3 separate regions of the Homo sapiens genome follow, and regions 2 and 3 are each linked to region 1. Evidence: chromatin contacts called from ENCODE Hi-C or POLR2A ChIA-PET data. All regions are on one chromosome and are shown on one strand. Each heading gives the region's core, a stretch centred on a gene start or an enhancer-like site at or near the end of the contact. The rest is flanking DNA. Distances are from core to core; before and after follow the strand shown. Region 1 holds the start of PBX2 (PBX homeobox 2). Region 2 holds the start of KIFC1 (kinesin family member C1). Region 3 holds the start of VPS52 (VPS52 subunit of GARP complex).

Region 1 (3,240 bases), core at 211-2,710:
CCCCTGTTCTCTTTGGGGCTCTACTCCTGTTTCTCCCTAGGCACCCCATCGCCTTCACAGGTTTCCTATATGCCTCCCCATACCAACCCTTGATCCTCTCAAGAACCTCCTCCTCTCAGACCCTCACCAAAGCTCTCCCTCTCCCTCCACTCCTCCAGTGCCAGCGGATGGAAGCCCAGCGGTCAGAGCCTCCCCTCCCTCCAGGGGGGCAAGAGCTCCTGGAGTTGCTGCTGAGAGTTCAGGGTGGGGGTCGAATGGAGGAGCAAAGGTCCCGGCCCCCCACACACACCTGCTGAGACTTGAGCCCCAACCAGCCCTTCCTTGCCACTGGTCTCAAAGCTGGGCAGCCCATTGCATGCCCTCAACTCTTGCTTGGCAGGGGTACCAGAGACTGAAAGACACGGCACAAATCTCAATATTCATCTCCCACATCACCTTCCCTGGGAACTGGACAGGGTGAAAGTCCTCAAACTCTGGGAACAGGCGAGATGGAACAGGGATTTAACTCCCCGCCCACAGGTCCATGGGAGCTTGAGGCAGTAAGGGGGATCCCAGGCACCCATCTCAAGGAGTGGCTGGGAGTCTTTTCCCTAACTTGTGGGGACACCACCAGTTGTCAAGCTACTAGGCAGTAGGGTCTGAGGGCTCAGGCCTCCACCTGAGAGGTTATAACCTGAGAGACAGCTCTACCCTTCCTCCCAGTAAGAAGGGAAGGTGGGTGGGCACCTGAGAGATTAAGACTATTCTCCCAGTCCCACTACCAGCACCCCCGATCCCTGAGACTGAGGGGTTTACGGGCTGTGAATGGACCTTCAGCCCTGCCCACCCTCCCTCCCCACTGCTGCTGAGTCTGTCTGATGTTTTGGTTGTGTGAATAAATATAATTCCCCTCTGGACTGCAGACTGGTATCTGGGGGGCCCAGGCGGGGTGAAAGGTAGGAAGGTGAGGCCAGAGGCCTTTTCTCTCCCCAGTCTGGCCAGAGGCCAGCTCCCCTCCCCGGCTGGTTAATTACTGGCTCATTAAGCAGCGGCTGGAGACCTCCCTAATTATCTCCCCCAGCCCCCCTCTTCGGTTTTAATTAAGTAGAACAGGGAGGGGAGTCATTAGAACAAGAAATATGAACTGAGCTGCCGGTGAACCCAGGCATTCCAGCGGCCTGAGTCCACATCGCTTAGATCCCTGATTCAGGACCCAGGTGACAGACGCCCCCAGCCGCCAACACAGCCCCACTCCTAGGCCGCGGAAGTCCAGCCAGGGGGCTTTCCCATATCTTTCAGATGGCCCGTCTCCTCCCCTCATCCCCTCTTCCCTCTCCCCTCCTCCACTAGGTCTCAGTTCCTCTGTTTCTGTGTCTCTCTCTCCGCCCCCAGCTCCTCCCTGTTCCTCCTCTCTTCTCCCCTCCTCTTCCTCTCCGGCTCCCCTCCCCCAGCCTCCCTCCCTCGCTCCCCCCCCTTCTCCCTCCTCCCTCCTCCCTCTCTCTCACACACACCCCCGCTTGGGCCTCCTCTCTCTCTCCGGCTCCATTTTCTCCGCCGCCGGGGGCCGGGGTCTCCTGTGGGGGGCCCAGCCGGTATCCCAGGTCTCCCTTCAGTGCCGGGGTGAACCCCCGGGGGAGCCGGGAGCCGGGGGCAGACGGGCGGGGGTTGGGGCGGAGGGAGCAGCGGCCCCAGCGAGTTTGGGGGGAGAAGTAACCAGGCGGGGGGAGGGGCGGAGCAGGGAGGGGGCCTCAGGGCCCCCCCCCAGCTATGGACGAACGGCTACTGGGGCCGCCCCCTCCAGGCGGGGGCCGGGGGGGCCTGGGATTGGTGAGTGGGGAGCCTGGGGGCCCTGGCGAGCCTCCCGGTGGCGGAGACCCCGGTGGGGGTAGCGGGGGGGTCCCGGGAGGCCGAGGGAAGCAAGACATCGGGGACATTCTGCAGCAGATAATGACCATCACCGACCAGAGCCTGGACGAGGCCCAGGCCAAGTGAGTGCCCCCACTCCGGGACCCCACACAGACCCAGCAAACCCCGTTCACATGTTCTGAATCTTCTGGGAGCCCCCCCCAACTCCAGGGCCCTCTCCAGGATCCAACAGCTCTCTTCTCTCCTTATTCCTGGGAGCCCATAGAAAAGTGATCCCTCTCAAACCTCCCTTCACCCCCAGGCCCTGAAACCTTCACAGAGGGAACCCCCGGTGGCCCGGCTCCCCACTCCTAACCTTTTGCCGACCCCTGCAGTCTCCTGGAACAGCCCCATCCCCGGGAGCCCCCTCTGGCTCCCAGACTAAGAAACTGTTCTTGGGCTACGTTATCTTCTCCCCTAACTCTCCACCCAGCCCCCTCATTCTCTCCAGATGTGGAGACCTCCACACCCTCTCCAGAGCCCCTAAAGCTCCTCTCCACTGCTCAGCCAGACACTAGGTGCATCAAAGCCTCCCACCTGCTCAGCCCCAGGACCCCTTCACACACCCTACACTGATCTCCCCAGTTAGCTCGGCACCCCCAGCCCCACTCTGCCACCTCAAACTCTGACTCTTCTCAACCCCAGCCTCTGTCTCTCTCCCTCTGAAACCTACCAAGTCACTTTCCTTTCTCCATCCACTCCCAGATTCCTCCTCCTACCTTTCTAGACCATCTCCCAAAGCCCGCAGCCTTTAACCTGCTGCCTGCATCTTCCCTGTGTCTCCCTGAAGCTGAGGAGCTTCCCCATGCTCTGGGAGCTGATCTTTTCCCAAGAACTCCTCATTCCACCCCCAACTCATTCCACCCCCAATCCGCTTCCTCCCTCCGCAGACTGACCCTCCTCCCTCCTTGTTCTCAGGCCCCCTGCTCTGTTTCTCTAGCTCCTCAACTTTTCTCTTTCCCCACTCCCACTCCTCCCAAGGAAACACGCCCTAAACTGCCACCGAATGAAGCCTGCTCTCTTTAGCGTCCTGTGTGAAATCAAGGAGAAAACTGGTATGTGGGCCCCCCCCGGATTGCTCAACTCTGGGAACAGAACCCTGTTCATTATAGGGCTAGAGTGTGACAACTTGGGGCCCTGAGGAAAGTAAGGAGTCAGGGGGACTGGGGAAGGAACCAAAGCCTGGGAACTTGGCTCTCCAGGAAGCACCAGGAGGACTGAGCACTGGGTATTGGGGTCTCTGGGTCCCTAAGTCCACTCGCCTGCATGCTAGGCCTCAGCATTCGGAGCTCCCAGGAGGAGGAGCCGGTGGACCCACAGCTGATGCGCTTGGACAACATGCTTCTGGCAGAGGGT
Region 2 (3,240 bases), core at 261-2,760, 1.2 Mb before region 1:
TCACAACGACCCCCACAAGGACAAACTGTGATCAGCAACCCCACTACCCATTACCTGACTTCCTTTCCCACAACTTTTCCCCTTGCTCACTTCATTCCAGCCACACTTCCCTCCTTACAACTCTTTAGGGACTCTGCTCTAGCAGATTCCCTCTGCCTGAAATGTTCTTCCCTCACTATCTGCTTGTCTGTCTCCCTCACTTCCTTCAAGTCTTTATTCAACTCATCTTTTCCATGGGGGTTACTGAGACCACCCTATTTAATACTCTAACCCGCCAGTTGGCCTCCCCTATGTCCTCAACCTTGAATTTCTCCTTTTCTCCACAGCACTTACGGCCTTCTGGCAGTTATATAATTCATTTATTACATTTATTGTCTGTATCCCCATAGAATGGCAGCTCCACGATGGCAACGATTTGTCCCTTGTTCACTGCTGCATCCTAAGTACCTACAACCACGCCTAGCATGTAGTAGGTGCTCAATAAATACTTGATTAATAGATCTGAGAAGGCTTTTACTACTTCTTACTGTCACATAATACTACTCTGCTCTCTGGTTGTCACGAGAGAAAGAATCTCTCTTAAGGCTGAATCCTAACTTCAGGGAAACCTGAACGTGAAATACTAGTAAACAAAGGATTCAGGCAGACCTTTCCTGGCACCAGAGATAAGTACACTCCAGCTGTCACACACATTCATCTCTCTTCACTGGAGACAGGAAGCTGCATATGGTTGTGGGGTGCAGCAGGGCACCATTTAAGAGAAAGAACTAAATCAATCAGTTTCATTGGGCAGGAATCTGCACAATTTGGGAAAGGAGAGAGAGAATGAGAAGTCTTTTGGCCCAGATTACCCTACTCTCCTTCTCCCTTTCCTACACTCCGAAGCAGCAGTGATAAGGAGAGGCGATTAACACAAAAGGACCTCAGCAAGGATGTGGCCTCAGACACCATGTCCCCAAAAGGAAGAAGTCATATCAGAACTCTCCCTTCTTACACACTGCAATCACACCCTGAGTAGGAATAAAGAAGTGGAAATGTGTCAGACGAGCCTGAGAATTCGAAATGAGAAATCTCGGAGACATGAAAGTTAAGGGAGGGGCTCCAGAAACTTGAAGCTAGGGGAGGGCAGACAGACGTGCCTTCCGACCTCCCCGGGTGCTCTAAGCCGTCTCCACTCCTGCCTCCGCCCCTTTCCACTTGTGCGGGGGCGCACGGACCTTCGCTCTCCCGGTAGACATGACAAAGGCCGACCGGGAGCCGGGGGCGCGACAGCATCGGAGCGGTCAGCCTTCGTCCCCATCCCCAGGGCAGGACACCTGCGCCGCCCCTACTCACCTGCGGATCCATGTCCACCTCGGTCCCACACGCGCCGGGGGAATGCAGTGGAAGAGAACTGGGTGCCGGGGATCCTGGGACTCGCGTTCTCTCGCCCGCTCGCGAAGCAGGGTAGAGAACTCGCACGGCTCCGGCCGCTACCAGCCCCGCGCCACACCCGCCACTTTTGAATTCCAACGGCCACCACCCACTCTCACCGCGCTCTGCACGCAGGGACCAATCGTCGCTGTCGCCACAGCCGAGGGCCAATCGCAGCGTTCTCCGCCACCCGAAGCCACACCCCGCCCGACAGGCGCCTTGTCTTTTCTGTTTCGCAGGCGCAGGAGAGGTAGGCGGATTAATTCCACTTCCGGTGCCACTTATGCTTCTCACCCCTCCCCTCCTCTAGCGGCAATAGTGCTGGACTTCCGCTCGGCTCCCCGCCGTCGCTCGCTACGTCAGAAAATGCGTGGACGTCGCCGCACGAACGCAACTGGCCAAGCGAAACTGGTGGCGGCCGGAGGAGAAGGGGCGGGGACGCTGGAGGAAAGAAATGACGCGTGCGCAAACGAGGACCCGTGCCGGGAGACAGGCGGGACTAGCGCCTCCTGGTGACTGCAGTAGGGAGCGCACTTGTTTTCCGTCGACGTGATTGAGGCTCCAGCGCTGCCTCTCCTGGTCGTGGTTGACTGGGCCCGGAAGTGGCTCCTGGAGCCCTCACGTGGATGTGAGTGGCCTGGTCTGTTCATTCCCTGGTAATGTTGCCATTTCTCACCAAATTTAGGAATTTTTGCGCTCCATTGAAGCCTGACAGTGGGGATTCAAAGCTCAGGAAAGAACTTTTCTTTATAGCCCTCTTCTCTCAGCCAGCCTACTTACCTGGGTGCTGTTACTGGTACTGGGCTCAGGGCCTTTGGAGTCTCGAGCTCGGGGAAGATTTACTGCTTCCATTTATGGAGTATTTTATGTTTTGCAGATTGTGCACCTGTATTATCTCGTCTTTTAATCACGAAAATTCACTGAGTTCCTACATTGTGCCACATTCTTTGTAGAGATGGATGGAGACAGGTTCAGAAAGATTACACAATAAGGTCACACTGCTGGTTAGGAATGGATCTAGATTCCATTAGCTTCAAAATCCAAGCTATTTCTGTTAACTCACGTTGCCTCTAACAGTCTCGGTGACAAGAGCAACCCCTTACGTGTGAATAGGGTGCTAGTTTGCAAAGTCGTTCTACCATATTTACTCATCCGAGTTTCCATCCAATCCTGGAGGTAGTCAGGACAGGGTTTTATTTATGAAACCGAAAGGCAGGGGCCTCAAGCATATGTTCGGGGATTTGGTGTGCAGTTGGAAATTGGCAGGTCTGACACCCGCGCTGCCGTCTTCTATCCATTGCTTTAACTTGGCTTCAAACAAGCTTGTAGAGAGAAGCAGATTGTGGGGAGACACACTGTCTGAAAACCATGTTGCCATCCCCCCAACCTTTGATATCCTGGGAAAACTCCAAAAAGCAAGAGCTTGAAGAGAACACAGTAAAAAGAAAAGGAAGAAACTAGAGAAAACCAACAATGGAAGGTAAAGGGGGATAACTGAGAAGGGAGACCTGAGAAGAAACATATAGCAAAAGATATTTATCAAATTAAAAAAAAATTTAAATGGAATGGAGAAATATAGACCCATTAGCAGATTAAAGGGGGAAAATGTATTCATCTCAATTGATGCAGCAAAGTCACTCAAAATATTCAACACCCGTTGATATTTTTTTTAAAACTCCAGAAGCTGATAAAGGACATCTTCAAAAATTTCGCAAAACACATCACCATAATGGGGAAATGTTGAAAGCGTTCCTTTCAAGATGGGGAACAAGGCAAGGATGCCTGCTCTCAATAATCCTCATCAATAAAACAATGGAAGTTGTAGCC
Region 3 (3,240 bases), core at 657-3,156, 1.1 Mb before region 1:
ATGTTTACAAGTGAAAAGATTTACTTCAAAATGGGTGTGGGAAGAGATATAGATGAAATAAGATTTCTAATTTTTAGTTAGATACATCCATGAAGGTTATTCTCTATTACACTTATGAATGCTGCACCTCTACTTAAGCCTCACAGCCGGTCTCTGAAATAAGTACAGTATTTCACACTGCCTTATTAGTTTCACAGAGCACCCAACAGAAGGAATTTCCCTCTACAAATTCCTCAACAGAGCCAACAGTATCCCTACTACTATCCATTCCCTAACGTCGCCTAAGTACCTACCATGCAACAGAAGCCAAGAAGACAGGCCTAGCCCTGCACGCATGGACACATACTGGTAGGCTATTTCCACAACTAACTACACATTCTGACTTAAGGGAAAAAAAAAGAACGTTATGTATCTAGAAAGCCAAGAATTCATTAGGTTTGTGGAGAGAAATACTCAAGTGAAATAATATTCTTGCATTCATTGATTCGATTCTTAAAAGCCAAAGAAAGATGGATGTACTCCTTCACACTTCGACAGGAAAGGAGTGTCAATTATGGCTCATCTGAGTAAATGTCCCACTCAGACTTCTTCCACCCTCCATCTACAGGCTTCTTCACACTTTTTATCTGTTGGTATTTCTACTTATCCCTCAAGATGCCCAATAATCCTCCAATTCTCAGGGAATATAAATTTCGCAGGAAGGGTTGCTGTTATGATGGTGGGATGGGTAAAGAAACCGAATCTAGAAGAAATCTCACAAGCTCGTGGTTCAGGAAAATCTTAGCGAATTCGGGTGAGCAACCATACCTCCTCCCCACTTCCCCAGGTGAAATGTTTTGGCTTGACCTTAGACCACTATCTTGGCTTTAATCACTTATTTTCTGTGGTAAATGCTAAAGGGGTCAGTCTCTCCCTAAACCACTTTCTTTTCTTAATCCAGCAGTCAAGGTGATCTGGATGAGACTCAAGTCTCCCCAGCCTTGCTTCATTTTTGCTTATGTCTTCACAACCCAATTCTCATTTACATTCCCTATTCCTTACCCTACTTCACTTACCTTAATGGCAGTGATGGCAAAGGCTATTTTCCGCCGCCCATCGATGTTGGTGTTGAGTACTCGCAAAATATGCTGGAACTTTTCAGGGATCACTAGAGACTAGTTGAAAAAGTACGGGGGAAGAAATCAGACACAGTAAACTATCAAACAGTAAGGCCGATAAGGCAAACGAACTTCATACAAAAAGGTTAAGCCTGTCACACAAGTGGCAAGACACCCGCCCCCCATTCCTTAGGTTTTCACACCACAGAGCAAACTCCTCAGTCCTGCAGAGTAGGCACATGAAGCGTTCAAGCTTGGGAAAATGCAACCTCTGGAGAGAGGAAGCAGGTCTCCTGCCCATTCCCAAAAGTGCGTGGCAAAAGCCAGAGTTCCCCATATACGCCCAAGCCTTAGACAGCTTTCGTGCGCCCGAGCAGTGACCCTTCCTCGGGCCCGCTCTCCGGAATTGGAAATCTTTGGTGTCCCTTTCCAGGGACGCGATCCAAGGCTCCATACAGAAAGTCGCAGGCCCTCAGGGCAGGACGTTTCCAGAACCCTGACAGCCGGCTTTCCTTGCCCGAGCTGCGATGCCGCTGGATCACGGCACGGATTCCAGTCTTACCATGGCTGCAGCACAAGCGGCGGCGTGTAGGCCTCCTGTGGAAGAGAGAGCGGAAGTGACGCGATATCATTATATAGCTTCCAGGAGGAAGAGGCGGTGCGATCTAGGAGAAGTGCTTCCGGAAACTGTTTCAGCGCGACCTGGCTGGATTTATGAGAGTATGGCTTGGGTACCACAACTTCCGGTGCGCCTTTCTTTACAGTTCGTAAGGTTCATAGGTAAGAGAACAGCGAAGGTTCCGGGGCTAGTTTGTGTTTCAGACTTCCATATTTCCATTTGCAGTTGGGTGAAGTGGTTAGAGCTGAAAGGGGACAGCTGGAGTCAAACAACTTAACTCAAATATCTGGGAACGATTTCGCGCTGAGGAAGACCCTTTGGGACTTGTAGCTCCACTCCGGGGAACGGACTCGCCGGGACTGACAGTTGCCGGAAGTGAGGCTGCGGGGAATGGCCGCCGCTGCGACCATGGCGGCTGCGGCCCGGGAACTGGTGTTGCGGGCTGGGACCTCAGATATGGAGGAGGAAGAGGGCCCGCTGGTGAGAGCGCGGAGCTGTTTCTCCTCCGTAGTTCCGGTGCTCCTAGCTTCAGAAAGACCTGAGCTGGGTTTAGGCACAAGGGTGGGAACTTGGCTGCTACCCGTGATATTACCTGTTTGGCTCCCCGTACCCTTCCCTGTGATCAGACCCGACCCTGAGCGGGACCCTAGTGGCTGAAACTCATGTTCTGGGGCACAAAATTTCAACTTCACTCCACATTTTGGGGTAGAGTCACGAAGTAGTATAGTGTAAAGGTTAAGAACATGGCCTCTGAAGCCAGACTGCCTGAGTTCTATCTCTGCCACTTACACGCTGTGTGCCCTTGGGCAAGTTAACCAGCTTCTCTGTGCCATCATTTCTCACACCTTTAAGGTGAGGAAGATAGAACCTATTGTATACATCGTCGTTAGGATTAGATGAATATGTGTAAGATTGCACCTGGCATGCAGGTAAACACTATGTGTTTTGACATTTCTAGAAAGCCTGGGGTTCCCCAGAGGTGTGATAGAACACCCAAGATGGCAGGAGTCTGAGGGTCTTAAATTTAAGTGCAAGTTCTGCTCTATCCTCTGCAATTCCTAGCTTTCCTCATTCGGTCATCTCCACTGCACTTTTTTTTTTTTTTTTTTTTTTTTGAGACGGAGTCTTGCTCTGTCGCCCAGGCTGGAGTGCAGTGGCGCGATCTTGGCTCACTGCAAGCTCCACCTTCCGGGTTCACGCCATTCTCCTGCCTCAACCTCCCAAGTAGCTGGGACTACAGGCGCCCGCCACCGCGCCCGGCTAATTTTTTGTATTTTTTAGTAGAGACGGGGTTTCACTGTGTTAGCCAGGATGGTCTCGATCTCCTGACCTCGTGATCTTCCCACCTCGGCCTCCCAAAGTGCTGGGATTACAGGCGTGAGCCACTGCGTCCGGCCTCCACTGCACTGTCTTGTCTTTTACCTTTTTTTGTTTTCTTTAGACGGGTTTCCCTGTGTTACCCAGGTTGACCTTGAACTCCTGATCTCCTCAAACAATCTTCCCGTCTCAGCTTCTAAGTAGTTG

Evidence for each region. A loop is a pair of places that touch in the nucleus more often than their neighbours do. ChIA-PET counts read pairs that join two places held with the same protein, here RNA polymerase II (POLR2A). Pooled maps may share reads with other maps.
Region 2: a pooled map shows a loop between it and region 1 (8-fold over the local background). The contact joins the promoter of KIFC1 here to the promoter of PBX2 in region 1. A Hi-C loop is called at or near these places in 1 of 37 single-sample maps with no recorded cell type and 8 of 50 pooled maps. POLR2A ChIA-PET finds 5 or more read pairs at or near these places in 1 of 52 experiments (MCF 10A).
Region 3: a loop to region 1 is called in a map of naive thymus-derived CD4-positive, alpha-beta T cell, with 4 times the contacts of the local background. The contact joins the promoter of VPS52 here to the promoter of PBX2 in region 1. A Hi-C loop is called at or near these places in 2 of 168 maps with a recorded cell type or tissue (chondrocyte and naive thymus-derived CD4-positive, alpha-beta T cell), 2 of 37 single-sample maps with no recorded cell type and 20 of 50 pooled maps. POLR2A ChIA-PET finds 5 or more read pairs at or near these places in 5 of 52 experiments (B cell, CD4-positive, alpha-beta T cell, MCF 10A and 2 more).

Annotation. Positions count from the first base shown.
Region 1 is chr6:32,188,422-32,191,661 of GRCh38, reverse strand. It overlaps PBX2 (PBX homeobox 2), which reads left to right and starts at 1,460. Exons shown (of 9, transcript NM_002586.5): 1 at 1,460-1,967; 2 at 2,866-2,939; 3 at 3,158-3,240. The coding sequence starts at 1,747. It overlaps GPSM3 (G protein signaling modulator 3), which reads left to right. Exons shown (of 4, transcript NM_001276501.2): 4 at 159-896. The coding sequence ends at 296. RefSeq lists a silencer at 540-718 and enhancers at 1,105-1,673, 2,826-3,240.
Region 2 is chr6:33,390,093-33,393,332 of GRCh38, reverse strand. It overlaps KIFC1 (kinesin family member C1), which reads right to left and starts at 1,510. Exons shown (of 11, transcript NM_002263.4): 1 at 1,336-1,510. The coding sequence starts at 1,347.
Region 3 is chr6:33,270,542-33,273,781 of GRCh38, reverse strand. It overlaps VPS52 (VPS52 subunit of GARP complex), which reads left to right and starts at 1,906. Exons shown (of 20, transcript NM_022553.6): 1 at 1,906-2,196. The coding sequence starts at 2,107. It overlaps RPS18 (ribosomal protein S18), which reads right to left and starts at 1,707. Exons shown (of 6, transcript NM_022551.3): 1 at 1,660-1,707; 2 at 1,056-1,154. The coding sequence starts at 1,662.